Linked DNA regions of Homo sapiens: all the other regions are linked to region 3. Evidence: chromatin loops called from intact Hi-C (ENCODE). Cell type or tissue: HCT116. All regions are shown on one strand. Region 1 overlaps SKAP1 (src kinase associated phosphoprotein 1). Region 2 overlaps SKAP1 (src kinase associated phosphoprotein 1). Region 3 has its middle 3.4 kb from the start of HOXB8. Region 4 overlaps LOC124904019 (a long non-coding RNA gene). Region 5 overlaps SKAP1 (src kinase associated phosphoprotein 1). Region 6 overlaps SKAP1 (src kinase associated phosphoprotein 1). Region 7 overlaps SKAP1 (src kinase associated phosphoprotein 1).

What was found. A loop is a pair of places that touch in the nucleus more often than their neighbours do. Peaks named below come from ENCODE experiments on the same cell type or tissue, not always from the same donor. Only the 100,000 strongest peaks of a DNase experiment are listed, where the experiment ranks them.
Region 1: it touches region 3 in a loop (10-fold over the local background); 10 of 110 quality-filtered maps call a loop at or near these places.
Region 2: it touches region 3 in a loop (8-fold over the local background); 24 of 110 quality-filtered maps call a loop at or near these places.
Region 4: it touches region 3 in a loop (2.5-fold over the local background); 9 of 110 quality-filtered maps call a loop at or near these places.
Region 5: it touches region 3 in a loop (9-fold over the local background); 35 of 110 quality-filtered maps call a loop at or near these places.
Region 6: a loop joins it to region 3, with 7 times the contacts of the local background. A loop is called at or near these places in 68 of 110 quality-filtered maps.
Region 7: a loop joins it to region 3, with 3 times the contacts of the local background. A loop is called at or near these places in 17 of 110 quality-filtered maps.

Annotation. Positions count from the first base shown.
Region 1 is chr17:48,213,897-48,217,896 of GRCh38, reverse strand. All of the region lies in intron 4 of SKAP1 (src kinase associated phosphoprotein 1), which reads left to right. Among named protein-coding and RNA genes, the nearest start is that of MIR1203, 59 kb to the right of the region's middle. In HCT116, a CTCF peak has its summit at 2,133; a DNase peak (open chromatin) is centred at 2,106.
Region 2 is chr17:48,305,925-48,309,924 of GRCh38, reverse strand. All of the region lies in intron 4 of SKAP1 (src kinase associated phosphoprotein 1), which reads left to right. SKAP1-AS2 (SKAP1 antisense RNA 2) reads right to left here. Exons shown (of 2, transcript NR_131240.1): 2 at 2,096-2,594. Among named protein-coding and RNA genes, the nearest start is that of SKAP1-AS2, 14 kb to the right of the region's middle. In HCT116, a CTCF peak has its summit at 1,930 (motif pointing left); a DNase peak (open chromatin) is centred at 1,914.
Region 3 is chr17:48,616,716-48,620,715 of GRCh38, reverse strand. No RefSeq gene overlaps it. Among named protein-coding and RNA genes, the nearest start is that of HOXB8, 3.4 kb to the right of the region's middle. RefSeq lists an enhancer at 2,683-3,206. In HCT116, a CTCF peak has its summit at 1,945 (motif pointing right); a DNase peak (open chromatin) is centred at 1,965; H3K4me3 peaks cover 1,984 bases; H3K27ac peaks cover 1,857 bases.
Region 4 is chr17:48,484,389-48,488,388 of GRCh38, reverse strand. It overlaps LOC124904019 (a long non-coding RNA gene), which reads left to right. Exons shown (of 2, transcript XR_007065828.1): 2 at 1,283-1,457. Among named protein-coding and RNA genes, the nearest start is that of HOXB1, 45 kb to the left of the region's middle. In HCT116, a CTCF peak has its summit at 1,599; DNase peaks (open chromatin) are centred at 1,638, 3,338 and 3,883; H3K4me3 peaks cover 1,527 bases; H3K27ac peaks cover 2,502 bases.
Region 5 is chr17:48,152,294-48,156,293 of GRCh38, reverse strand. The region is part of intron 11 of SKAP1 (src kinase associated phosphoprotein 1); the gene reads left to right. It overlaps LOC124904018 (a long non-coding RNA gene), which reads right to left. Exons shown (of 2, transcript XR_007065827.1): 2 at 3,418-4,000. Among named protein-coding and RNA genes, the nearest start is that of MIR1203, 2.2 kb to the left of the region's middle. In HCT116, a CTCF peak has its summit at 2,441 (motif pointing left); a DNase peak (open chromatin) is centred at 2,393.
Region 6 is chr17:48,333,722-48,337,721 of GRCh38, reverse strand. The region is part of intron 4 of SKAP1 (src kinase associated phosphoprotein 1); the gene reads left to right. Among named protein-coding and RNA genes, the nearest start is that of SKAP1-AS2, 41 kb to the right of the region's middle. In HCT116, a CTCF peak has its summit at 1,642 (motif pointing left); a DNase peak (open chromatin) is centred at 1,641.
Region 7 is chr17:48,349,778-48,353,777 of GRCh38, reverse strand. The region is part of intron 3 of SKAP1 (src kinase associated phosphoprotein 1); the gene reads left to right. Among named protein-coding and RNA genes, the nearest start is that of SKAP1-AS2, 57 kb to the right of the region's middle. In HCT116, CTCF peaks have their summits at 1,561 and 1,771; a DNase peak (open chromatin) is centred at 1,747.

The DNA of each region.
Region 1 (4,000 bases), 400 kb after region 3:
GCTGTGACCCTCTGTTTCACATAATGTAGCCTTTTAATTTATTTCCAATAGCTTCCCAGTCAGTCAGCACTGGCATCCTTTTTCAAACCTCAAATCATGGTCTGATAATCCATTTTGGTGCCTTTATTAGCCTCAAAGGTAGTTTGAGCTGTTAAAATTTTTTTTTAACAAATTTCTTTTGGATAAGAGATATTGCAGTGGACTCCATATAATTTTTACCTTTACCTAACCTTTTCTTATTTATTTATTTAGAGACAATATCTTCCTCTGTCACCCAAGCTGGAGTGCAGTGGCACAATCTCAGCCCACTGCAGTCTCGACCTCTTGGCTCAAGCTATCCTCTCACCTCAGCCTCCCGAGCAGCTGGGACTACAGGTGCACACCACCAGGCCAGGCTAATTTTTGTGTATTTTGTAGAAATGGGGTTTTGCCCTGTTGCCCAGGCTGGTCTCAAACACCTGAGCTCAAGCAATCCACCCATCTCGGTCTCCTGCAGTTTTTATCTGGCACCATTGCAGCTGATCCCATCTTGACAGCAATCCTACTGGAAATCTATTCAGAAACCCCTCTTCTGTTCATCTTTGCATCATCCTGTCTGGGAGATAAAGTTACCCAGGAGACCACTGAGAGGGCAGGTCTCACTCTTTTTTCTTTTTGCTTGCTTTCTATTGATTGTCCCTAGAAGAAAGGTAACTGATTTAAGGGGCCTGAAAATGATTTGGACAGACTATAAAGAAAATAAAAATGAGATCAGTATGAAGAAGTCAATACCACACACCTTTTTCAAATTTGACAAAAACATTTAAGTTCTGAAATATTTCAGGTAAAAAAATAAAATATGTGATAAGAGAGAGGCTTACCTGAGATGTACTTTAGGAAATCTGGACTTCACTTCTTTCTTATATTCCCCCTTTTCACTCTCAACACATGAAACGCTGAAAATGGAATTTTTGCTTCTTGTATTAGAAGAATTCAACATTTAAATTTCTTAGAAAGTTTTGAATCTGATACTTATAATATTTGCCAATCTGTCCATGAAAGAACATGCATTCTAGAGAATGTCTGACAAAAGAGAGGGCAAAATTTTATCTCTTATGAATATTCAGGCCAGGTGCAGTGGCTCACACCTGTAATCCCAGCACTTTGGGAGGCCGAGGTGGTTGAATCGCTTGAGCTCAGGAGTTCGAGACTAGCCTAGATAACATGGCGAAACCCTGTCTCTACAAAAAATACAAAAATTAGCCTGGCATGATGGTGTGCACCTGTAGTCGCAGCTACTCTGGAGGCTGAGGTGAGAGGATCCCTTGATCCCAGGAGGTGGAGGTTTCAGTGAGCTGAGATTGTACCACTGTACTCCAGCCTGAGCAACAGAGTGAGACCCTGTCTCAAAAAAAAAAAAAAAGTATATTCACAGTATTGGGTGCTTGTGCAAAGTGGACATAGGGTACTTAGTTCTTAAGACTTATCAGCAATATGTTATTTCAATTTCATAAGCAAGTAAGATAAATAGTGGCTTTGCAGTTATCACACACTCTATCAATGGGATGTTGTCAAGATAGAATCTCAGTTGTAAGCTCTCTATTCAGAGTCTTGTCTATAAAGTTGTATTGCTTCTATAACTCAAACAAGATCAAGTTGTAGCTGGCACCATTTTCCTCAGAGTAGGAAAGATATAACTGACTCCTGTTTAAGAAATGTCAAAAGTCACCGGAATTCATACTGCCAAGAACAACATGTGTGTGACATGTTGCTAAGCTTCCCTCTGCAGGTTTCCCCTCTGTGTCAGTGGTATGAACCCAGCAGCTCAGAATGAGGTAATTTCACAAAGGTGGGCATGTTGAACCCTTATGGCATCCTTCAGATAATGCATAGGTCAGAGATGGAATAAACAAAGCAATATGCTGAAAGCCAGCTGTTTAAGTGAGGAGGAACAGGCCTGGGAGTAAAGGGCTACATGGAGGATTGCAGTTAGGCTCAGGGGCTCTCCTGAAAGGTGAGCTTGCCCTGTTGGTGCTTATCTTACACAGTGAAAGGAAAGGAGGAAAACTGTCTCCAATTAGAACCAGGGAGAGCTGGTGATGCTGGGGCTGCCTCTATCTAAACCCTGATCTCATACTGCTTCCCTGTGGAGAATTATCTGAACTGCAGCTTCCCTCTGTGGGCCCCTGCCTGTCATGTCCATCCAGTGTGGTCTCGAGCCTGGACTTGGTATCATCCAACAGCAGGAAAAAAAAAAATTTCTGTTAAGAACCTTAGCAAAAAGAATGGGGAGGCCATGAGAAAATGGTCTTCTCCTGAGTCCAGAGTCATATCTCACAACAGGCTGATCTGACACGTCTGCATCCTCACCCTTCCCTTTTTACATACCTTTTTAAAAAGCCCAAAGCCTCCGTCTGCCCAATGGTGTTCCTTCGGTTCTGCTTTCGCAGATATATGTTGTGGCTTGCACCCTGGGGAATTCCAAATCAATTGTTAAAATTCCCTACTATTTCCCTGAATATTTTTCACAAAAGCCAAATCACAAGGCTATGGCCAACATAGAGGTTTCCACTTTTATCTTTTTATAATTATTATCACAGCTTTCTGCTTGTCTTCCTCCATACCCACCCAAGGAAGTGTAGACATAGGCATTAACAAGAATACCCCTACCCTTCAGCTACCCTTCTTCAGAGGGCATTAGGGCAATAAAACACATTTTAGATATAGATCTATAGCTGACTATTTCATTATGATATAAAAACAGTACTGTAGGAACATTACAGTTAGTATGGTGGTTCAATTTTTTTATTTCTCTATAATTTAAAAACCAGAGGCCAGGTGCAGTGACTCACACCTGTAATCCCAGCACTTGGAGAGGCTGAGGCAGGAGGATTGCTTGAACCCAGGAGTTCGAGACCAGCCTGACCAACATAGTGGAATGCCATCTGTTTATTTTATTTTATTTTATTTTATTTTATTTTATTTTACTTTATTTTGAGACAGAGTCTCACTCTGTCACCCAGGCTGGAGTGCAGCGGCGCAATCTCAGCTCACTGCAACCTCCGCCTCCCAGGTTTAAGCAATTCTCCTGCCTCAGCCTCCCAAGTAGCTGGGACTACAGGCACGCACCACTATGCCTGGCTAATTTTTGTATTTTTAGTAGAGTCAGGGTTTCACCATGTTGGCCAGGCTGGTCTCGAACTCCTGACCTCCAGTGATCTGCCTGCCTCAGCCTCCCAAAATGCTGGGATTACAGGTGTGAGCCCAGCCTCTAATTTTAGAAAAAGAGAAAAAAAAAAAAAGGAACTGGAGAAAGTTCAGCTTCTCTTAATTAAGAAACAATCAGGCCCAGTGCAATGGCCTATGCCTGTAATTCCAGCACTTGGGAGGCCAAGGTGGGTAGATTGCTTGAACCCAAGAGTTTGAGACCAGCCTGGGCAACATGGCAAAATCCCATCTCTACAAAAAATTAAAGAAGAAGAAACAATCAGAAGCTAATAGGAAGCTGTAATTAAAGTTTGATATGTTTTAGAGGAGATGAAGAAGAAGGCAATACATCCTTTGGGCTGGTCAGTGGTATTTTCTAGTGAATATTCAGAATCAGAAAGTATAAAGGAAGCTGAGGCTGTAATTCACATTCCAGAGAGAACCTGTGATCCTTTCTGTTCCTCTCCTCTCTGCCTCTGTTGAAGGCTCGAGGGTGAAAGCTGTAAGTTGAAGAGGACAAGCCATCAACAGAGGGTGACTTATGATGAGAAATGAAAATATTTGGATTAGCTATAATACTAAGCCAGTGATATTTACAAATTATTAAACTGCCATCCTCACATCAAACGCTTTTTATTTTATGAAATGCTAAGCTGTACTTTTAGTTTGTTTCAAACTGTCAGGGCCATTATTTGATGTCCCTCTTTGTTTATCTTAATTAAGATGTAGAATCAATCATTTTTACTTTCTCTCTCCAAGAGCAGCAGTTGGCTCAGAGTCAGGATGAGGTCTGGCCACCCTTGAGTGCTGTGCA
Region 2 (4,000 bases), 310 kb after region 3:
TTATTCCAAGCCTCATTAAAGGTGCAAGGCCAACATACCAAGACAACATTTTCAAGTAGTTCTAGAGAGTTAGGCTTGAAATTATTCCAAATAGAAATAAATGGTCAGGACTAGAACTAGCATTTGTCTACTAGGCACCTAGTAGTAGCTGACAGACATAATAAAGAATAAAGAGTTGCATGACAGTATAGCAGGTATTTAAAAATGTCATACTCTTCTCCTTGGCTATTGAAAATGGATTTGATTATCTTTCTTGGTCTCTGAATATGTATTTCCAAATAGATGGGAGGTTTCAAGAGAGTATATATGTGGACATATATGTATATATATACCAACACATATGTATATATTTATATCTGTGCATAGAGACCCTTCCTTATACAAACAAGGTTTTATGTGAATGCAGGATTTTGTGTCCACATAAGCCTTTGCTCATGGTTGAATTATTACAGGCCACCTTAAGTTAAGGATATTATTTATATCCTTAGAAAATTTACTTGAGAATTGTCAAGGCCATGCTTACTGGGGAATTCAAAACATTTATTTATGTTAGAAGCAGGGGACTCATACGTTCTAAGTTTAACAAGAGGCTTAACAAAGTTATATTCTGGCATGAGTAAGCTCCTAAAGACTTTTTTTTTAATATAGTGGAAAAGTAACATGAAAATATTTACAATACAAATATCGGAACCAAGTTATTAGAACCACTACTTATGGTTGTTTTTTGCTTTAGTAAAATGATGCATTTTTTAAAGTGTTATCTAAAACCTGCTTGAGATTTGGAAATCAGCAGTTTCTTTTTTTAGTGTCATATTGAAAGTAATACCATGAATTGGGATGAAAATGCTAATTTTTTAAAGTTCTTGAGGAAGAAAAAGCCCATACACCGTCAGTTACCCCGATCAGAGCTCTCAGGTATCAAAAAAAATGATACTTTTCAGGTCTTTATGAAATCTATGAAAGTTTATTTTTCTCAAGTGATTGTGTCATGAAGTACTTGTCAAGGAGGAACTGAGCTCAAATAAACAATAATAATAATAACAAACATTTATATGGCTTTTATTATGTAACAAGGACTTTTGTAAGTGCTTTATGTATATTAACTCATTTAATCCTGGCAAAAATCCCATGAGGCATAGTTCCTATTTTTATCTCCATTTTACAGATAAGGAAAACGAAACTTGCCCAAAGGTTAAATAGCTTCTCTCCAGAACAGAAAATGAAAAACTGTGAGAAATTAGGACTCAGACTTTTAGAAAGACCTTCCATGTAATTGGATGAATGATTTGTCTTTCTATGCCTATTTCAGCTGTAGAAAATTATGATGTCTTCTATAAAAATCACATTTATGAAATATGCAACATGTTTGCTAAGCAACAAAAAGGAAATATGTAATATTTCCACTCCTTTTAAAGCCTTGCAGTATTGGAGATCACTGTTCTTCAATGATGGCATGATGTGGGACTTCTAAGAAAGTTTTGCAAAGTCTTCTCATCAAAACTCTCTTGTGGTAAAATATCAAATCCAAAAGTAGGTCTAGTTTAAGTGAGAATAAGTTGTATACTTTTCTTAAAATTTGACCTTGTCTAGTCTATGACTATGTTCATTGACAACAAAATTAGGTTCCTCTGGAGCCTTTTATTATTTTTCTTATTTTACTCTAAGGATAGCTCAGTTGTACTTTTGGAAGGATGGGTGAAGAGAAATTAGGCAAATACAAAGGTATTTTTCTTTCTCCTATTTTTAAAGACTAATTTTGCATTGTATCTTAGTGTACCAGGGTCTTGGTCATAAGCCATTTACTTCACAATGAAAATAATGGCATTTATAGATCATAATTAGCTCTGAATTGTAGTCCGCCTGGAGAACTCAGCAAAGGTGTACATCGATTGGCTTGAGAGAAGGGATTGGGGGAGCCACCTTGTGGCTGGAAGACGACCCAGCAGCCTCCAGGACTTGCTATGTTCAAAGTAGAAAGGAATGGAGATGAGGCTAGAAACCAGAGATAAATCAGAAATATCAATCACTAAATATTTGCGGAAAGTGGTAAGGGATATAAATAGAATCTATAACTACAATAACACTGAAGCTGTAGTTGTAAATATACATTATCCTCTTTAATATGACATAGAGTAGATTGAGAACTGAGAAATTATTAAGACCCCCACACAAAAAAATTGGAAAAAAGAATGAAAACATTTAAGTTAAAATTATGTTCATTTTGTAATTCAATAAAGAAATCCCAGAGACATATTTTTAAATTTAATGTTGTTTTCTAAAGCACAGAAAAAGCCCCACAGACATCTGTTTGCATACATTGTGTGTCAGGCAACATCAGATCTGAATGGAATTTATCTAAATTTTATATGCATGGCTTGATGTAAATTGAAATAAATTGTACAGCATACTCTGCGTGGACATATTGGTTTTTCCATAGCTGCTTGAACTTTTAACCCCAGGGCCTGAGCCGGTCACACGTTGACCTGTCTGAACTCTGCTGGTAGATCCAAGTGTGGAAGGCTGACCTTGCATCCATGGCAACCATAAAGTAGGGTCCATGACTCTTCTCTCCCTTTCTCTCTCTTTTCTCCACACTCCAAACAAAACAAAACAAAACAAAACAAATTAGTATATTCTCGCACAGTCAGTCAGTGTAATCTTGGAATAGTTCTACCAAAATGCATTTTGCCCCTAACCTAAGCTCTAAGCAAAGCTTTTTCAGCTTGCTTGTCAGATGTTAATGAAACTTTGAAATGAAAGCCTTTATAAAAGTTAATGGAAAAGACCCCTTCCTGGGACACATTCAGTTTGCTTGTCTACTACTATAATAAAATATACTTCACATACTCATATATTAAGTAATGTTGCTATAGGTATGTTAGACATGCAGATGAAAATTATACTTGTCTGGGAATTCAACATAATCCTTCGTGGGTGGATTAAAAAAATACTTACATAAGGTTTTACCGCTACCTGCAAAATCCCTATCAGATCTAATATTTTCCAGTGTCATGGAATGATGTATCCGAAAGGAGTAATAAGCATTAGGGATCTAGAGTTAATTTCTCTATTATAGGTTGTAGTCTCCATTTTAATGAAGGTACTTTTACACTTTTGGTTTAATTTAGATGATCTTTAAATTCATGTACCAAAAATTATCACTTTCACAATCTTGATGGTAGTCTAAAGGTGTTATTGATTCATTCTAAAATTGAAATTCTGTTCATAGGATGTATTTGTGGTTCTTCATTTATTAATGCAAGAAGCATTTGTTGAATACCTACTATGGTAAATAACTTCAACTAAGTACTATGGGTGATTTTTTTTAAAAAAGGTGTGTAACTGGTTATAAGGAATTACAGTTTTGTTGCAAGATATATTATTTAGAAAGAGAAAAACTAGAGAACAATTAGACAGCAGTGACAAATGCATAATTGTTTAAAATTGTGTACCAACTGACAAGGAAATGTGGCGTAATGGAGTGACCAACTGGGAGTGGATTTAATGAAGTAAGTCCTCTTATGAACAAAGCCTTGAAAAAGGTGGTTGTCCAGGACCACTAAGTAGACATTCTAGGTGTGGGAGGTTTCATAGAATAAGCAAAATCTGGGGTTGTGTTGGTAATGTACAAGAGTTAATAAAGAAAAAAAATGACCAGAGAAAATGGGATATGTTATACTGGGAATAACAAGTATCTTTGAATGCTCATGGACTAATCTGCCATCTTTTCAGATCCTGGGGTCTCTATACATACTTCAGTTATTTGTTTCTGAAGGTTTTGCAGCAACAAAAATTTTTAACACATTTGTCAGATTTGAGTTGTAGAGGCCTCTATTATCCTGTTTTAGAAAGAATAAAGAAAATTTTAACTTCTAGAAGCTTTATGTATAACTTGAAAATCTCAAATGTTCCACAACTTGTCTTTGGGCAACTACAGGTAACAGGATTGATAGGAGAAGAGTCTGGTGAAACTAAAGTTTTCATTTAGAGAGCCCATGAG
Region 3 (4,000 bases):
GGAACACAGTAATTTCCCTCTGTTCTTCCCTGCAGTAGGGTGCCTAGGTCTAGACAGAGGCCTCCAGAGGGCTGGAATCTCTTTCCTTCCATTCAAAGGGAGCCAACGCCTTAGGGTTCTCGGCCCCCACCTGGGGTTGGAGGCTCCAGTTTGAGCCACAGGGTAGCAGCCTTGGTCTGAGGTGGGCTGGGTTGGTAGGGGCTGAGCCCTGGGTAAGCACCTCTGCAAAGGGTGGAGAGGTCATTGAGTGTGAAGCAGAAATGTCTCAGTAGAAAAATTCACCTCCCAAAAGGACCCCAGAATTAAACTCAGTTTCAAGAGGCACATTTTTGTCCCTCTCAGACTGAGGGATTTCGCCAGAGCCTCTTATGAAGATCGCAGTTCTCGGCAGCCTGCGCTTCTCATCCAGGCCTTGGGATTCCGCTTCGGCGGGCCGGCGCTCCCGAGCCCGCCTACCTCAGGAGCCTCTCCCCAACCCAAGCCGGCAACACTGCGGCCCGCGGAGACCCTGCGAGTTGGGGTAGAGTTGGGAACGAAGCATGGCCCGAATGAAGGGAGACTGCAAGTGAAAAGGCCAGGCCTACCCTCCTCCAACGAAAGGACGAACTGATCCAAGAGACGGCGGGAGGCAGGAGAAAGCGGAGCTCCGCATCAGGCAGGCCCGGACAGGCACCCTCCAAAGAGGGTTTCATTAGGGATGCAAAATGAATCTGGCTTTACAGCTGGTGTAGACCAGGCTCCTGCCCCATCCTGGGCTACCCAGGCCCAGCCGGTGCTGACAGCAAAGACAGAAGGTCGGTTTCTGCCTAAAGCAAACGCTCAGCGAGGCTGGAACAGAGGGGAGTGCTGCGTGGTAGGGGCGAGGGCGCTTGGAGGGGCCTCTGCCTGCAGCGTCTGGGTCCCCAGCCCAGGGCTGCTTCTTTAAAGACAAACAAAGGCGAAGATGCGGAGGCTCGGAAGCCGGAGATGGGGAAATCAGTTGTCATAAAAGAGAGATTCAGAGAGGGACACCGCCAGAGTGCGAGGCAGAGAGAAGCCGGGAGAGGAATTCAATGCCGTGTGCGCAGCAATAAAATAATATGACCGCTATAAAAGTTTATAGCGTATAAATTTCTGAAGGTTAAGAAACTAAACAGCAGCAAAGCAAACAGCGAGGGGAAACTTTCCGGAGCTGAGAGAGCCGCAGCTGGGCCGGGGCTCCCGGCCTGGCGGGGGAATGGGTGGGCCCCGCTCCGGCAGCCTTCACCCTCACCCGCACAGAACACGGGGCTCCGGGCTTCCGGGGCGGGGGGTGGCAGGGGGCAGAGAGGGAGAAGAGAGAAGCCGGGAAAGAACACTTTGTTGTCGCAAATGCTTCAGAAATTGCAACTGGGGCTCTTGTCTTTGTTCTTCACACCCCCTCCAGAATCAGGCGTCGGAAACGAGGAGCCTCCTGCGCGCGCGCGCACACACACACACACACACACACACACACACACACACACACACACACTCAGGTCCGGCGGGGCCAGACGTCTGGGCGCGGGCAGCCTCTTGATTCTTTTACAGTCTCATCCTATCCTCTCAGGCCTCCTCTCCCCCGACAAAAAGCCCAACTGTTTCTCCTCAGAATTTGAAACAATCGCGTGGAGTTTGAAAACTGCTCGGTCCCCCTTTTTACAGGCCATAAAGGGCGCACTGCTTTGCGGTCTCCGCTAGAAATTAGGGGCAGGGGTGGGAGGTGTACGTAGAAAGAAAAAAGCTTAGGGCTTCTTTTTTTTCCTCCCCTCTGTTGTGTTTTTTTTCTATTTTTTAGCTTATCTACACAATTTCATGAACCGTTTCCTGATTCCGATGCCCACTCCCTATCCCTCCCCTTTTACTGCTAGTTATGAAAGTTTCTCCTGCTGGCCACCTCTGCGGCTGCTCTCCCAGAAAACTGGTGGAGCCGGTGGCTGCGGCGCCTTTTCGCAGAGCAGCCGCTAGATGGCACCCTTGCTCCATGTGAAACTCCCTGGAGCGGCAGCTGCGGATGTCTGCTCCCGGCACCGCGCCTTGGTCGGCCCTGAATCCAGGAACTGAGTGCTACCAAAAGTCATGAATAATTTGTACCTAATAAAAAAAATAGGGCTCGTTATGGCCTTACCCCCATTTTATAGATTTCAGTTATAGTAGTGTTCCCCCATCTCCTCAAATGGTCAATTTTCTGAATTTTCCCCAAGAGGAGGGCTCAGTGATTCTCACCCAGTTGCTGTGTTCGGTGGGGCAACAAATGCGTGAAAACGGGGAATAATAGTAATAATAGGAATAATGGGTCCAAATCCAAAAGGAGAATTGATTCGAAACAACGAGATTTTCCGTGAAAGGAGGCGAAAGGAATGTCCCTGGATGCGGGTCAGCAGGTCAGGTGAGAGGGGCTAGCCGGCAAAAGAAGGTAGGATGGAGAGGAAGCTGCCCATCGGCTGGAGAGAAAATCACGTAAGCCAGCCCGAGACCCCCCAGTTTGTGTGTGTGGGGGAATGGAGCCATAGCTTTTGTGGGGATTCGGAGATGCCCAAAGCCGGCAGGGCGGCTTCGCACGGGCGCAAGCTCTGGAGCCTTTGTATGAGTCCAGGGCTGGGCTGGGCTCGCGCAGGGCGACCTAGGCACGGGGCAGGGGCTCCCCAGGGCAGCAGGGTGCGGGAAGGCTCGGATGTGGTCTCTGGATGCTTTGCGCGCTCCCAAAGAATGCGCGTTTTCCCATGGGCGCGAAGGCGGGCGCGGCGTCAGGACGCAGGAGCTCTGTTCTCCCTGGGTTCCTGGGCTTCCAGGTGAGAGGTGCGGCTTCAGTGCGCCTTGGCCCTGGCCGCAGGCAAACCTGGGGGCGCCGGTCCTTTCCTCATTGAGCAGCTGGAGGTCTGGACTCCGGGCACTTTCGTTCTGAGACCCGCACCCTGGTTGTTCACAGCCCCTTGCATTCCAAATCTCCTGTGTCCTCCCGGCCCCGCCGGATCCCTGCCTTCCATCCGACAAACCTGCGCCAGCAATAGATACTCCCACCCCCTCAAAATCACCCCAGCTGCAGCCTCTCCTCTCCCCCACCAGGACTTAGTGCAAGGAGGTAAGCGGAGTTTCTCCTCAACTTGAGTTTCTCTAATAAATCTGCGCTCCGCTGGGTGTTTATAAATTGTCTCCTCGCTCTTTCGTTTTTTTTTTTTTTTTTTCCTATAACAGAAACATTTTCCTTCCATCAGGAATTTCTGGCACGGTGTAGAGATGATTTAGAACAAGCCATTGAATTTGTACCTCGCCGGTGAGTTTTCAAATAATGACCATAAAATCCTCTGCACTTGATAAAAATGTTTGCTTCGGCAACAATTTAACTCGGCCCTCCGTTGCCTCACGGTCCCCTCAGCCACGCGCTGAAAATTCAAAGCCCTGGTTCTCTCCATTCCTCCTCTTTTCCTTTATCTCTCTCCCGCTTCTAGCCCCTCTCTCATTCTCTAGGTTCACTTTTGAAGAACCAAATGACCTCACTGGTAAGGTTCCCTTTGGAAAAGTGATAGTTTCATTTTTACAAATGTTGGGGTGTATGGGGTCCCCAAAAGGTGCCCGTCAAAAAAACAAACCACTGTTTCCTGAATAAACAATGGATTGAATATATTTGTAAAGCCTCCACTTTTGTTGCTCAAAATTTTCTTTCTGTCTCTCATTCCTCTCCCTTGCCAATCTACTGCTACAGGAGGCTACTGGTTCTGACCCTCAGACTGGGGCCTTCTAAAGCCTGGCCACCACCATCGTGAAGCCGGGTAGGCAGGGAACGCAGTGGCCACAGAGTGTGGCACCCAGTCAGCTTGTTCCAGCTTTCCGTGTTCAGACCTCTGGTTCCCAGGTCTGCAGGGAGAGCCAGGTTTAACTACAGGCTCCCCAAGGCGAAAGGAGAGAAAATGGGAGACTCAGCAACCTTGCTTTATCTGAATTCCACACCCAAGTCAGTTTAGGTGGTGACAGTGGCTCAAAAGGTCTTGGGGACACTGAGGAC
Region 4 (4,000 bases), 130 kb after region 3:
GAAATTTTGTCCCTGGCAAAGATTTTCTCACCTGGAGTCCTCCCGGGTTCAATTCTGAGAACACCTGGGAGTTGGAAGTACATTTTTCATCAATTCTTTTTTTTTTGGAGATGGAGTCTCACTCTGTCACCCAGGCTGCAGTGCAGTGGCGCAATCTTGGCTCACTGCAGCCTTTGCCTCCTGGTTCAAGTGATTTTCCTGCCTCAGTCCCCTGAGTAGCTGGAACTACAGGCACCTGCCACCATGCCTGGCTAATTTTTGCATGTTTAGTAAAAACGGGATTTCACCATTTTGGCCAGGCAGGTCTCGAACTCCTGACCTTGTGATCCGCCGGCTTCGGCCTCCCAAAGTGCTGGGATTACATGTGTGAGCCACTGCGCCTGGCCCAATTTTTTTTTTTTTTTTTGAGACGGAGTCTCTCTCTGTTGCCCAGGCTGGAGTGCAGTGGCCGGATCTCAGCTCACTGCAAGCTCTGCCTCCTGGGTTCACGCCATTCTCCTGCCTCAGCCTCCCAAATAGCTGGGACTACAGGTGCCCGCCACCACGCCCAGCTAATTTTTTGTATTTTTAGTAGAGACGAGGTTTCACTGTGTTAGCCAGGATGGTCTTGATCTCCTGACCTTGTGATCTGCCCGCCTCGGCCTCCCAAAGTGCTGGGATTACAGGCATGAGCCACTGTGCCCGGCCCAATTCTTAATCTAATAAATATTCAACTTCTCTGCTAGAAAAATATTTTCCATTCCCACAGGCAATAAAAAGTAGAGAAATCCCTTCGTGTTTTGCTTCAGTCTAAGTCAGTAGTTCTCAACAGGGAGTGATTTTGTACCTCTTCATTCCCCCAAACACAGGGGATATCTGTTGTTATCTGAAGGCATTTTTGGTTGTCACAACTGGGAGGGGGTTGCTATGGGCATCTAGTGGGTAAAGGCCAGGGATGTCCCTGAACATCTTACAATGCACCAGTCAGCTCCCTACATCAGAGAAGGATCTGGCCCAGAATGTCAATAATGCTGAGGTCGAGAAACCCTGGTCTAAGTCATCATTAAGCAAGGTCCTTGGTGGAGTTTTGGGAGCTCACAGAATGTGGAGTTGGCATGGGCTTGCCCTCACAATGCTCCTGTATAATCTGGGTTAGGAGGCATCTTGTCTGATAAGAGAGACATAGTTCTTAACTTTGTGCTTGGGGAGTTTATAGTTTAAAGAGAATTGTATAGAAACATGATGCATTTAACCAATATTTATCCATTTAACATGTATTAATTGAGCTCCTATTGTATTCCAGGTTCTATGTATGGCACTAAAGATGCCCTAAATGAGTTCCCACTCCATGCACCTGGGAGAGAGTTTTCCTTCCCCTCAGTCCTGTTTCCAGTTACCACGGTGGGCAAGTTTTGCCTAATATGCTTGTGGGTGGGAAGGAAGGATATTCCAGAAGAATAAAAGGTAGTATAAAGAGATGCTAGAGAGCTGAGTACTTACAACACAGAGTATATGATGAACAGCACTTAGAAAAGTAGAAGCCAAACTTGTGGGAAGGAAAAAAAAAGACTTGAGTTTCATTGTAAGAGCAGGCATGCCTCCTGGAGTCAAGAAGGCAGCCCAGCACTGGAGACGCTGCTCAGACTTGAGACTGGTAACTGCGGTCAGACCCGGGTCAGGTGATTGGAATTCCCTCAGCTGCATGACTAACAGGATTCAACATGGACAGCCCCGCTCTTCAACATGCTTTGGAGCTCACAGCAAGTGTTCTGTGAACATGGTAGAAAGAGAGAAAACTTAGCAAGCACAGTGCAGACTGAAGTGCTCGGTTACTCTCACATGGAGATCTTCCTCCTTTGTATCCCTTGCACAGTAGAATTTGCCATGAATGGTGAAAGAGGAGGATCCCCAGAAAGTTGGGAGTAGGTCAAATACTTGATTCTGAATTGTCCTTCAGGAACTTTAGGGACATGAGCAAATTCCTTTTCTCATGAAGTAGGATGCAGAAGAAGTAGGCTTCATATAGGATTATTACATGCATTCATTTGAAATTTATTAAACACCCACAATGTGCAGGAATTATTCTATGTACTTCAAAGGTTTTTTTTGTTTTTTTTTTTTGAGATGGAGTCTCGCTCTTGTCTCCCAGGCTGGAGTGCAATGGCACGATCTCGGCTCATTGCAACCTCTGCCTCCCAGGTTCAAGTGATTCTCCTCCCTCAGCTTCCCAAGTAGCTGGGATTACAGGTGCCTGCCACCATGCCCAGCTAATTTTTGTATTTTTGGTAGAGACAGGGTTTCGCCATGTTGGCCAGGCCTCGAACTCTTGACCTAAGGTGATCCGCCTGCCTTAGCCTCCCAAAGTACTGGGATTACAGGCATGAGCCACTGCTCCCGGCCATACTTCAAAGTTACAAGGATATGTTTGTTCATTATTCATTCATTCACTAACAGTCATATAGTGAACCCCTACTATATGTCTGGCGCCATGCTAAATGGTTAGATACCGAAATGAAACAGTCTCTGTCTTCAAGAGTTCATAGGAAACAACCAGTTCTTAAATTTCAACCATGTACCAGGCATTGAGCCAAGAGCTTTATGCACATGATTTCTTTAATACTCACAACAACCTCAAGTCTACTTTATAGATGAGGAAAATAAAAGCCCAATAAGTTTAAGCCAACAGTATGGTTATTCTTCCAAAACTTGATAATAGAACTACCATAGGATTCACCAGTTCTACTTCTGGATATATATCCAAAAGAATTGAGGAAGTCAGGGTCTCAAAAAGATATCTGTACACCCATGTTCATAGCAGCATTATTCACAATGGCCAAAAAGTGGAAGCAACCCAAGTGTCCATCAGTGGATAAATAGATAAACAAAATGTGGCATATCCATAAAATGGAATATTATTCAGCCTTAAAAAGGAAAGAAATTGAAGGCCGGGCATGGTGGCTCACGCCTGTAATCCCAGCACTTTGGGAGGCCGAGGCAGGCAGATCATGAGGTCAGGAGATCGAGACCATCCTGGCTAACATGGTGAAACGCCGTCTCTACTAAAAATACAAAAAATTAGCTGGGCGTGGTGGCGCACACCTGTAGTCCCAGCTACTCGGGAGGTTGTGGCAGGAGAATGGCATGAACCCAGGAGGCGGAGGTTGCAATGAGCCCAGATCATGCCACTGCACTCCAGCCTGGGGGAAAGAGCATGAGACTCCATCTCAAAAAAAAAAAAAAAAAAAAAAGGAAAGAAATTTTGACATGTGCTACAACATGAATGAACCTTGTGAGGACATTATGCTAAGTGAAATAAGTGATTCACAAAAGGACAAATACTGTGTGGTTCCACTCATGAGTCATCAAATTCATGGTGATGGAAAGTAGAGTGGTGGTTGTCAGGGACTGAAAGGGAATGGAGAATGAGGAACCGTTGTTTAATGGGTACAGCTTCAGTTGTTCAAGATGAAAAAAGGTTGCAATATAACGTCAATATACTTAACACTGCTAAACTATACACTTAACAATCATTAAGATGGTGAATTTTATGTTATGCATATTTTACCACAATTAAATTTTTTTTAAAAAGTTTAAGCCATGTAACCCAGGTCTGATTCTAAGATCCCATTAGTTTCTTTCATCACAAAACAACTATAAGACAAGGGGAATGTGACATTAGAAGTATAAGCAAGGAATAATTTACTAATGTGTTATCCTTTGCATCTGAAGATAACAGCATTACTAGTTCTCTTTGGGCAACTGTGGCTACAAAGAGAGGCAAAAGCCCATAGCCCCTAAGTCAAGATTTAACACCGTTCACAGAGTCTGATGAAGTTGGAGATTCAGACTTGTCCTCGCTAAGTCATTGTTCAGGAAGATCTTCACCCCATCTCCCTTCTCACTCACATTCCTTTTTTGTCCACTCATGTGACCTCTGCAACTGCTCACAGCCAAGAACTGAGATTCACTCCTGGTGGAAACAAATATTCTGAAGGCAGAAAGTGCCAGCCCCCATCAGATT
Region 5 (4,000 bases), 460 kb after region 3:
TGCATTTTAATTTCCTTTTCAATCTTGTCCCAATTAATTTCACAGAATTAATCTCACAGAAGCAAACTCGGCAGCATTGAGGCTGTGGTTTTAGCGTGGCGGTCGCTCTGCCTGAACATGAAATAGGAGCTAATATAAAAATCCATCTGCTGTGTTTGAAATACACGCCGGCTGCTGCTCAGTCCTGTCTGACATTCCAAACATCAACAGTGGGGAAAAGTGATTTGGGGGTTAGTGGCCATCAGTACTTGGCAGGGGTTCAACAACAGGTGTACTCCAAAAATCCATTCGGCCTGGGCACCAGGCATGACAGGGCAGGTGCCGAATCACCCTCCGTGTGATAGTGTGGTGCCCTGGCTTAGTTCCTTTTATCTGCAGATTGCAAGACCCTTTTGTGGACCAGCACCACTGTGGTCACTTGTTTTTGTTTCTGTTTTTCTTGAGACGGAGTCTCTCTCTGTTGCCCTGGAATGCAGCGGCGCGGTCTCGGCTCACTGCAACCTCTGCCTCCCGGGTTCAAGCGATTCTCCTGCCTCAGCCTCCTGAGTAACTGGGACTACAGGCAAGTGCCACGGCACCCAGCTAATTTTTGTATTTTTAGTAGAGACGGGATTTTGCCATATTGGCCAGGCTGGTCTCGAACTCCTGGCCTCAGGTGATCCATCTGCCTCGGCCTTCCAAAGTGCTGGAATTACAGGTGTGAGCCACTGTGCTTGGCCTATGGTCACTTGTTATAAGTGGGAGAAAAAGAGGTAAGAAGCCTCTATTTGGATAAGACAAGTCACAAGTCCTAGCTTTCAGAAAAGTGACCCTGTCTTCTTGGCTCCAGTGTCTCTCACTAGGGAACATTCTTTCCAAATAATAATAATGCTTGTTGGCAGGGCGTGGTGGCTCACCCAGCACTTTGGGAGGCCGAGGCAGGTGGATTGCCTGAGGTCAGGAGTTCGAGACCAGCCTGGCCAACATGGCAAAACCCCATCTCTACTAAAAATACAAAAATTAGCCAGGCATGGTGGCGCGTGCCTGTAGTCCCAGCTACTAGGGAAGCTGAGGCAGGAGACTCGCTTGAACCCGGGAGGCAGTGGTTGCAGTGAGCCAAGATCATGCCATTGCACTCCAGTCTGGATGACAGAGCGAGACTCCATCTCAAGAAAAAATAAAAATCATCATCATCATCATCATCATCATGCTTGTTCCACTATTCAAGATAACTTTTTTTTTTTTTTGAGACAGAGTCTTGCTCTGTCACCCAGACTGCGAGACTGGAGTACAGTGGCACAATCTTGGCTCACTGCAACCTCTGCCTCCTGAGTTCGAGCGGTTCTCCTGCCTCAACCTCCCTAGTAGCTGGGATTACAGGCTCAAGCCACCACACCTGGCTAATTTTTTGTATTTTTAGTAGAGATGGGGTTTCACCATGTTGGCCAGGCTGGTCTTGAACTCCTGGCCTCGAGTGATCTGCCTGCCTTGGCCTCCCAAAGTGCTGGGATTACAGGTGTGAGCCACCACGCCCAGCCAAGATAAGACTTAAACGCCCATTTTTTTTAAAAGCATCCTGTTCCATAAGTTATTTATGGTGGTAACATGAGCTGTTCAGAAGATAAGGACAAATTAAAGAGGGAAAGAGAAGCTCTTTTTCAATTGACTAGGAAGGAGAAGAGGCCACTGGGTGAGATCTTCCATTTAAGGTAAACTGAGCCAGTGTACATCTCTTGGGCTTGGGTTGTGTGCCTCATAAATTGGTCTGAGGCTCTTCCAAGGAATTGTCCAGTGCCTTATTTCCATGGAAAGCAGCCTTGGAGCAACAAGTTGGGTACGCATAAGATTTATACTTACACGGTGGCTTAGCTGGGGTGGGAAGGTATTCTCATGGCCCAGACACACCAGGGTCTGGGTCATCTTCCTTGCTGATGGAATTGATGTGGAAACAGGGAGCCATACAGACAAAGTCAAGTTTAGCGTGGAACACGTGATGCTGTCAGATGGTCATGGGTCTTATGTGGAGAAGAATGGACTTTGTCACCCTGGACTGCAGCTACTTAAACTCAGATGAGATCCTGGCTCCACAGCCAGTCTAGTCATCTGAATGCGGCAGGCCTGCGCCAGCACACCTGGACTATGTTAACACAACACTATGTCAATTATAATGGGAGTTTTAACCCGGTTTTCTCCACCTACTTCCTCAATGGGCTACTTAAAAGAATGGAGACCTTTCCCCTCCCTTGACCCCGTTCTTTCCAAAAGAGATTTGTATGTTGTAAAAATTATCTTAATGCAGCAATACTTCCTCTTTTAAGTGTGCTTAGTTGAATGTGACAACAACCCTCATAAAAACAGATAAGTTAATTCCTTCAATTGCCTTAAATGAAGGATTTTTTTTTCTTTTTTTTTTTTTTTTTAATTTCAGGGCTCTGAGGGAAAGGAGGTGTTTGGTGACATCTAGTGTCCATTTAGGACTTCCTCAGGCACCATACCCTCTGGTTGGCTGAGTGGGGGATGGGTGGGGGGTTATCTGGGAGGTAATTTAGGGGTAGTAAGTGGGGAGAATATAGGCCTGGGGCACAGGCTGCCCAAACAGTGTGATGAAACTGATCAATGCCTGTCAAAGAGCTATTATGCACCTCTGACCTAATCAAAGGGGTGGGTGAGGGGATCCTATGGCAAAGTATCTTTTCTTATTTATGATGGTATGCAAGAGAAGCAGAAGCTGTCCCCACCACCCCATTTCATGTTAACAAGCAGGTCAACACTGTGCTGTGATGACGAAGATGATGATGATGGTGTTTTCTCTCATTAATAACCCCTATGGGAGGCAACGGAGTTAGGAGGATGGGAATGGGATTTGGGGTCAGCTGGAAGGCAACGGTCATATACCGGTCAAATTCAGTAGAGGCCATTCCTTTCCCCCAGACAGGAACCAATCGTCTAGAACAAACCCTGGCAGCCTCATTCCTTCCAGGTAATTTTTATAAATGAGGGGACACCCATTCCAAGAGAGGACAAAAGGGAGAGGGTGTTTATGTGTGTGTGCATATGCATGCATGTAAACCTGCTAACAAGAGGCCCAGTTGCTCATCAACCCATCCTGCAAACCCTGACCATTTATTCTAAAACCCATTTTTTAAAAAGAGAATAAAATTGGCATTTTATTTTATTCTATCTATCTATAAATAGTCTAATCTATTTATTCCTAAACAGTTGTCCTGGACAAGACCTTTCACTTTTCTCTCTCTCTGTGTATGTATGTGTGTGTGTGTGTGTGTGTGTGTCCATGTGCACACAGTTTTCAGTTGGGGAAAATTCCAGACCAGATAATTAACTACGAAGCCCAGACAGAAACGTTTACCTAGAACCATATAAGCCACGGCCGGGTTAGGTTAATGCTCAGAATTGCCCGATGCTTTACAAACTCCAGTGTAAAAAATTCCAGCCATTTATTTTGCAGTGAATTTATAACAAATGCTGTTAACGTCTTCGTCTTTTGACAGAGGTAATAATAAATTCACTGTTAAAGATGGTAGTTTAATTCCTTATACCTCCAATACTGCACAGAATAAACCATATTCATCACTGAGTAATTTTTTACCACATAAATCTTTAAAACTAACCGGTGAAGGCTGCGGAAACTGAAATATTGTGAATTTATTAGATATGCCCATGTAGTATTGGATTCAGAGGTTTCCATTTGAATATATTATGGGGAAAATTTGTGTCTTTAACTGTGACATTCCCTCCATTTCCCACCGCCAGTATTATAACAAGCAGCTCCTCCAGAGTCAACTGCACATTTATTAGACAGAGATTTAGTAATAAACTCCCCACTAATCTGCCAAAGAGGCTGGATGACATTTTGGTGAGATGCCCTATTTAAAAGGAGTCACAAAAGCTTTGTTTCAGTATAATTATTTTCTCAAAAGAAACTCAGCCTCCCCAAACCTCTTCTGCCACCATTTCTTGGTATTGCGTGATTCAGCTCTCCAACCAAACTAGCAAAATATTG
Region 6 (4,000 bases), 280 kb after region 3:
TAGGATGATTTGGAAGTGGTATAGTTTATAAAGAATTTCAAAAAGGCTCCATAAATGCCAACAATTATAGTTATGAATAACGTGCATTAAGCCCCTGAATTGATTTGACATAGAACTAATTAATTATCTTTTTTGGCCTTTTTGTCCATGTTATAGATTTTAATACACTACTAATGAAGAGTTCATTATTGAATACCAATATTGAATGTCCTTATTCCATCACGAGTTTGGATGCTATGTAGAGGATATGAAAAAGGAATAAGATGTGATTCCTTAGTGAGCAAAGGAATCTTCCTGAATCTTCCTGCTTTGATAGTTTTTGTTTTTCTACTAGTCATAATTTATTTTGGCCTAACATAGAAGTCTGACTTTTCAAGTAAAAAAGAAAGGTTAATAACACTATTTAACACAATGCTGAACCACGTCTTAGTCTAGAATATTATGGCTTACTAGGGAAAGATTGTTGAATTCATAAACTATATTATACTTCTGCTCTAGGCTGCCTTTCTAACTTTGAGTGACAGCCTTTTTTATGTTGGGCCCTAAGTAGCTTAAATCCGGATACACTGGTCTAGCAGGAAAGAAAGATTATATGGAATGGATTCTCTGGCTTGTAAAAGATTGGGATTTAGAGAGGAATTGTTCCTTTATGGGAAGTTTTCACTTATAGAAGCCTTTTCCAATTTGCTGACCCATTTTGTTAGAATATAGCTTATATGGTATAGTATATTTTCACAGAATAATCTGAAAGATATACATTGTTGTCTTGGTTAATTTTATTATTATGTTGTCTCATTATAATACCCCAGATTTTATTTTAATCAACAAAACATAGGGTTAACTAGAATTACTAGCTCTTCTCTCTACAAGTGATCATTATCATCAATGAAAGACATTTGTGAATGCCCAAGAATACAGTTGAACCTAGAGATTGTCAGAGCTTAGGGGAAAAAAATTACTTTGAGTTATCTAATCTAGCCCTTCTAATGAATTCACATCATTCTTACTAATATCTCATTTAATTATCAAATATAGTGATTACGCTTTGGGTCCTCCCTTTGCCGGACATCTTTCCTGCCCAACTATTATTCCTAATTTATTCTTCATGTCTAACCTAAACTTTTCCTTCCTTAGTTTCAGGCCATTGCTCTTTTCTATACCATCTTCTGAGACTGAATAATTCCCCTAATTCATTTATATTGTTACCTTTAGAAAGTATTAAAGACTGAACATTTATCCCCAGAGTCTTCACTTTTCCAAACTACATAAATTTCAGTTCTCTTAATCCTTACCTCACTCTGCCCCTGTCATACTTCCAGTGCTTAGGTATTTTATCACACTGCTTGATATTTTCCATTCCAAGGGGATCACCTAACCAAGAGAGCTGCCCTATGGGGAGGGGAGTGCTCAAGAGTAAAATCTCATATAAACCACTAGAAGATGCCTAAGTGTTTATTAGATGTTGGTATTGGTGATCATCTGGAGAGCACACCAGTGTAGTGCTTGCTTTGGCATATGTTGGGATATATGTGTATTTTAATGCTTTAATGTATTATGGCCTGTTGTAATTGAATGTCTATAAAGTAGCAGTTAAGAGGGTTTTATAGACCTTGAAAGAGATCAGAATTCTCTAGCTCCCTCTCGTGGTAAAAGGAAATACTACTTTTGGGCTTTTCTGGATTTTTATTTTGTTTTGCTTTAGTGAAGAGGAAGGCTAAGATATGTAAGTTCTCAACATGTGAGCTTACGTAGTGAATTCAAAAATTAAAACTGTTATATGTATCTGTGCGTACGCATACGCATACTCAGATATGAGAAATTCCTGTTCTTTTATTAATTCCTTAAAACCTCAAAAATATTACTTTCTTAAAATCATTTCATATGTTCTTATTATTACACAAGTTAAAGGGAGGACAAATAAAACTATAATCTTGAGGGTTTGTATTCCTAAACAGATAAATAAAGGGAGTGTGTTAAATATGAATTTTAAGCCAAATTCACAGATATTTTTTTCTTTGCCAATTACAAATGGATGTGGTTAGCATTTCTAACATATTTAATCAGATCTCCTCTGTCTCCTACAACATATTAATTTTACCAGTTTTACAATTATTTTACAACTTATTATTGTAGCATTCCTTCTATGGTGGACACATTTCAGATATTGAAGTTCTAAGTAAGTAGCAAATAGCTGAAGAAGACACTGAACTGGTGTGCAAATGTCTTCATGTGAATTGCCTATGGAATAAATTTTTACAGGTAGCAAAAAATTATGTTTGTTTTCTAGGAGACTACTAAAAGTAACCCTTCTGCCTTGAAATAGTTGATCTCTAGACAAGAATCAATGAAAAGTTGCTATTAATGTGTCTTAGATGGCAATGCAAAAAGTGATTAAAATTAGACACTATCCCTTAGTTTGTTTTGTTTTGTTTTGTTTCAGGCTATTCAGAAACTTGAGTAATGGTTAAGGTAGATTGCCTTTATGCTCAAATCACATTCTGATGAAAATATGGGGTCCTATTTAGTTATTCTGGGAACTCTAGGAATAAATTTGAGACCATGATTTTTAATATTAAATATTGCCCTTTTTTCCTCAAAAGGGAGTACTGAATATTATACTAATTGAGGAATTGTAAGAGAAGAATGATATAGACATAGCAGAACAAAATGAAAAGGGGTCAGTCGCAGGTGAAGTGAGTGAGAATATACAATGATCAAATATTAATTAGGAAACTCATAATTTTGACTAATTTTTCTTCTTTCTCCCCAACTTTAAGAGATTATGATTATTTTTTTAAATAAGGAAATCAATTTACTTTTATTAAACTATGTGCTTCTCCCTTAAGATATGTGAATAAAATTTTAATCTCAGCTATTTATTAATATTAATTTTTAGTATTAACATTCCTATGAGCACCTGAAGACAAAATTTAACCAACCTACAGATCAAACATCTTAATAGCAAAACATTTATGGATCTACATAGGAATGATCTAATTTGTATGTATTTTTAAAAAATAATAATTTGATATAACATTTTTGAGATTTAACTATAATCAGGTTAGGCAATCTTACCTTGATTTCTTGATCTGTGTCAGATTTCTTAGATACCTGCTGGGCCTGATTTTTTTTTAATGTAAAGGCCGTGCTTTCATGAGACAGATAAAATTGTGGATTTTTATAAAAACTCTGGAACATTCTTATCTGAGTAGAGAAGCAGAAGATGGCCTTTAGTTATACCTGTGCTATTTACTACTATGCATATTTCAATTGCTTTGGTCACCAAAAAGTTGTGATTGTTCTTGGGTATACATTCTTTATTGTTTTTAAGTTACTTGATATATTTTCACAAAGCTCTCTGAAGGGATCTGTCTTTACTTGGCTATTGGGAAAAGGTTCATTCTAGAATACTTATTTTTAAAACAGAATTTATTAATTAGCTTAATATTTTGTGCTCTTTCTTTTAGCACTATTAGGGAAATTACAATGACTAATTTTTTTGAATATTAAAGTTGATAACAGTATAATATAGAAATTGTTTGCAGAAGTTTAACTTGTGTAGCTATAAGAAGGTGTCAGGGTCTCTTGGGGTATCAGAATATTTGTCAAAGTGTAGGATAGAAGGGAATTTCCTAGGAAACTGCATCTGAGTACCTGTTAAGTATCTTATTTTAAATATAACTTTTTTATCATATAATTGAAACTGAAAGTAAGGCAGTTTACTTCTACCTTCTTTGCTTTCTAGCTCTGTGTGTGCAAATGCTTTCATCTATAAAGCAAACATCTGCCTTAATTTTCCTAGGAAACATCAGGATGATTCAAGGAGCTCTTCATGTGGAATCTATTACATGTTTGCTTTCTCAAAAATAGCAAATTTACTTAAATTTGACAGTATTAGTATTTTAAATGTTTTCCCCCTAATTTGGATTCATTAAAATTCCCTATTTGTTTGGGATGAGATACATTAGAAGGAGCTAAACAGGGAAAACTTTTTACTGCT
Region 7 (4,000 bases), 270 kb after region 3:
ATTACAGGCACCTGCCACCACGCCCAGCTAATTTTTGTATTTTTAGTAGAAATGGGGTTTTGCCATGTTGGCCAGGCTGATCTTGAACTCCTGACCTCAGGTGATTCACCTGCCTCGGCCTCCCAAAGTGCTGCAATTATAGGCATGAGCCACTGCACCCGGCCATCTCATTCTTCTTTAATGGAAGATATTGGAATCCAACTAGCCTTGTAGTTTCTCTCAAGAAGTTTCTTAAGTAATGTTGGCTTACCAATTGGGGCATAGTAGACCCCAAAATGTATCAGGATTGTAAATAAGTGCTAAGGCCTACTACAACTTGCTGTTTGGGAGAAAGGAAAGATGGGACAAGAAAGCAAGATGAACCAATAGTAATAAAATTGCTACATTTATGTGGCATTATATATTTTTCAAAGGCTTTTCCTGCTCTGAGACTTAAAGCATGATGGTGCCAGAAAGGAAACACATTCTTTAACCAAGCCAGGTCAATGCTATATTTAAGTATCCAACAGAATCAAACAGAAGGTGCTGGAAAAAAATCAGTATATTGATTTCACTAAGCCTGAGGTGGCTGTTCTAAATTTTGCAAGCATGAAATTCATACCAAAAAGTGATATTTTGAAAAAATTACTACATTACTCGATAATAAATTTCAACTATGAATTGGACCACTTCTTTCTTGACCAAATCATTGACCAAATTTTGTTTTGTCTGTCAGTTCTACTCTCCATACCTAACGTGACTACTGCTATTATCACTAATAATCATAATTTATAGATTTACTTTATTAAAGTTAAAATACTAATTGATAGTATATACCATAAAGTCAACTCACTGGCTGTCATTCAATATGCCTTGCCTTTGAGTAATGATCATGATTTATTAAACATGCAGATTTTCAGGCTATATAGTTCAGTGGATTAGAACAAGAGCTTAGTAATCAGACAAGTTGGGGTGAAAGCCTGGCCCTGCCACTTATGAGTCACCTATATGACTTTGGGTAAGTTATTTCATCTTTGTGTCTCAATTTCTTTATCTTCATCTTTGGGATAATAATACATCTCAGGATTGTTTTGAGGATTAAATGAGATAGTCCACAAAAAGTCTTGACCCAGAGCTTGTACCCAGTAAGAGTTTAGCTAGCTATTATATAATTATTATTATTATAGCTAACTTTCTCCTATATGTCAAAAGATACTGAAAATTCAGTTGGATAGCTTTGTAATAAGAATTAAGGACTGAGAATACAGTGGCCCAAAGAAAACAGAACTATGAGCCAATAATTCCAGATTATGATTGCCTGGTTGCCATATGATAAGTGCATTCATTTTACAATATATTTATCCACATACTACCAAATACCTAGGTTTATATATTTTGAATTATGTCAAAATCTCATTACTGTTGAAAATATTCCCACTCAGCAGGTTCCATTTTAGTACCAGTTGAACAATACCAGTGGTAGATGGAATGTGTTAGTGTGAAGCTGGAATGACTGCTGACAGGCTGTAATTTGCTTTATGAAGTGTGGGTTGTCACATATACAATTATCTGGTTTATATTTGTTGCTGCCAGCCCTACAGTTTGTTAACATCCAGGAGTTATGCCTTTATGTGAAACCTAAGAAGGGTTAAAAATCCCAGCATTTTCTTACAGGGTGGGAGAGGAGAAGACAGTGGCTGCTTTTTTTTTTTTTTTCTCTTTTCTTGTTTCTTTTTCTTTTCTTTTTTTAAGAACTAGGATGATGCTACACACTACAGCTCACCCTACTGGTCAAAATTAAAAACTGCATTACAAAGGACCATTTTCTTGAGGGAAAAAAAGAAAAAAAGAACTTTTCAATTAGCTCCCACTGACATTTTCCTGTCCAATCCACCACTGACAGATATAGTTCATTCTGAGAATATCATTAAGCTATGCTGCCCTTTCGGTTGTTGGATTCACAGGTGTTGTTATAGTGATTATACTAAGAGTGTCTAATCAATTTGGCTCCATTTGTGATTATTTAGACTGTGCCACTCTCCTCAAATGTTATCTCTAAAGGTTCTTAAGAAGGCTGTTATTCTTAGCATGATTACATAATTAGCAAACAGTAAAAAACTGTAGTTTTTTACTAAGCTAAGCTAAAAACTGTAGTCTTAGGTTCAATTTACTTCTTGTACATTTGAGATCCAGTTGGAGCAACTTTTTAAAAGAATGATAAATGGAAACTTTCTTTACCTGACCTATCATTTATTCTGTAGACTTAATGACATTCAGTACCATTACACTCACTGCCAGGGCTTTGGGGGGAAAAAAGGAATATTTATACATTGAATTATAGATAGGTGTAGTAAAGGAAAAAAAAAAGAGAGATAGGCAGAAAGTCCGACTGTATAGAACAGAGAAGAATTTGAGTCCTTCACTATACATGGATTAATCACAAGAACTAACCACACAGATCCAAATGGATATTTAGAAATTGGTGAAGCCTCTAGGATGTTCTCTGGAAAACACAGTACATTTTCTAATGCATGAATATGTGCAAAATGGTATGTAATTTATAATGGAAGTGTTGACAGAATTTTAGTTTTGGTGCAGCAAATGTGCTCTATAATATACTTATGTGTGAGTAACATTTCATATATGGTCACATCTGTACCCAACATATATCTTTAGTTGGTATTAGATTCAATAACTTAGTTGAATGGTTATAATAAGGACCAATAAGCTGCAGTTTTGCTAACCTTACTATAGTTCAGCTTTGGGAGCTGTATTACTATTAAATTGGCCCATGAAAATCTGGCAATATTAATGCTATCAAGCATGAAAACTAACTGGACTTGGATCAGGGAGCTTTATTTATAGCATTTTAGTGAGAATTTATTAGTTTAAAGAGGGAGCTGTATTTCTTATGGGATCTTAAATATTAAATAGAATAGGAAGTCATGTGTTTCCTTCCAACAACAACAATAATTTAAAATTTTTCAATTTTAAATTAATCTAAATTTCCTTATATAATCCAGAGATACTTGGTGAAGTAATAGCAAACCCTAGTGTTTTGTTGTTGTTGTTGTTGTTGTTCTTTTTTGTTTGTTTGTTTTTGAGATGGAGTTTCACTCTTGTTGCCCAGGCCGGAGTGCAATGGCACAATCTCGGCTCACCGCAACCTCTGCCTCCCGGGTTCAAGCGATTCTCCTGCCTCAGCCTCCCAAGTAGCTGGGATTACAGGCATGCACCACCATTCCTGGCTAATTTTTTTGTATTTTTAGTAGAGACAGGGTTTTCCATGTTGGTCAGGCTGGTCTCAAACCCGAAACTCAGGTGATCTGCCTGCCTCGGCCTCCCAAAGTGCTGGGATTACAGGCATGAGCCACCACGCCCGGCTGCAAACCTTAGTTTTTAACCACGCCATATAAACAGTTGGTTGCAAATATGAATAGAGTCTTTATAATATAGCTCACAATTAATTTGAAGAGAAATAAAAGACGATGATGTAGACTAACAAAAAAAATCGAGACTTTACATATTGAATAAGCAAACATATATGTTTTCTCTGTTATTTGTTATTTTCTCACTTTTTTTAATGCTTAAACCATTTTCTGTCTTTTTAAATTTCTTTCTCATTTCTCTGGTAAAATTGTCATTATGGCCTGTTTTTGTCTCAAAATAGTATCTGCAAATTCAGGACTAAACGGATTTGCTGTGAACTAAAATAGTTACAAGGGGAACATCATCATGGTTCATTTTTCTCCCTGTTTTATTTGGAATTGAATTAGTAAATGAAGTTTTAGCAGTTTAATTCACTTCTCCATAAAGTTTATGGAGCAGCAACAGCTGGTTGAATCTGTGGCAGAAAAAGCCAACTTCTAGTGGCCAAGACTATTGTTTCAGAATTAAGGGGGAAAACTCATTAACTGTTAATGAAAACACAGGGAATAAAAACAAATAGCACAGAAACCCTAGGAAATAATTACCTTACACCTGACACAAAGCTGCTTTATCTTTCTGCTCCAACCCTCAG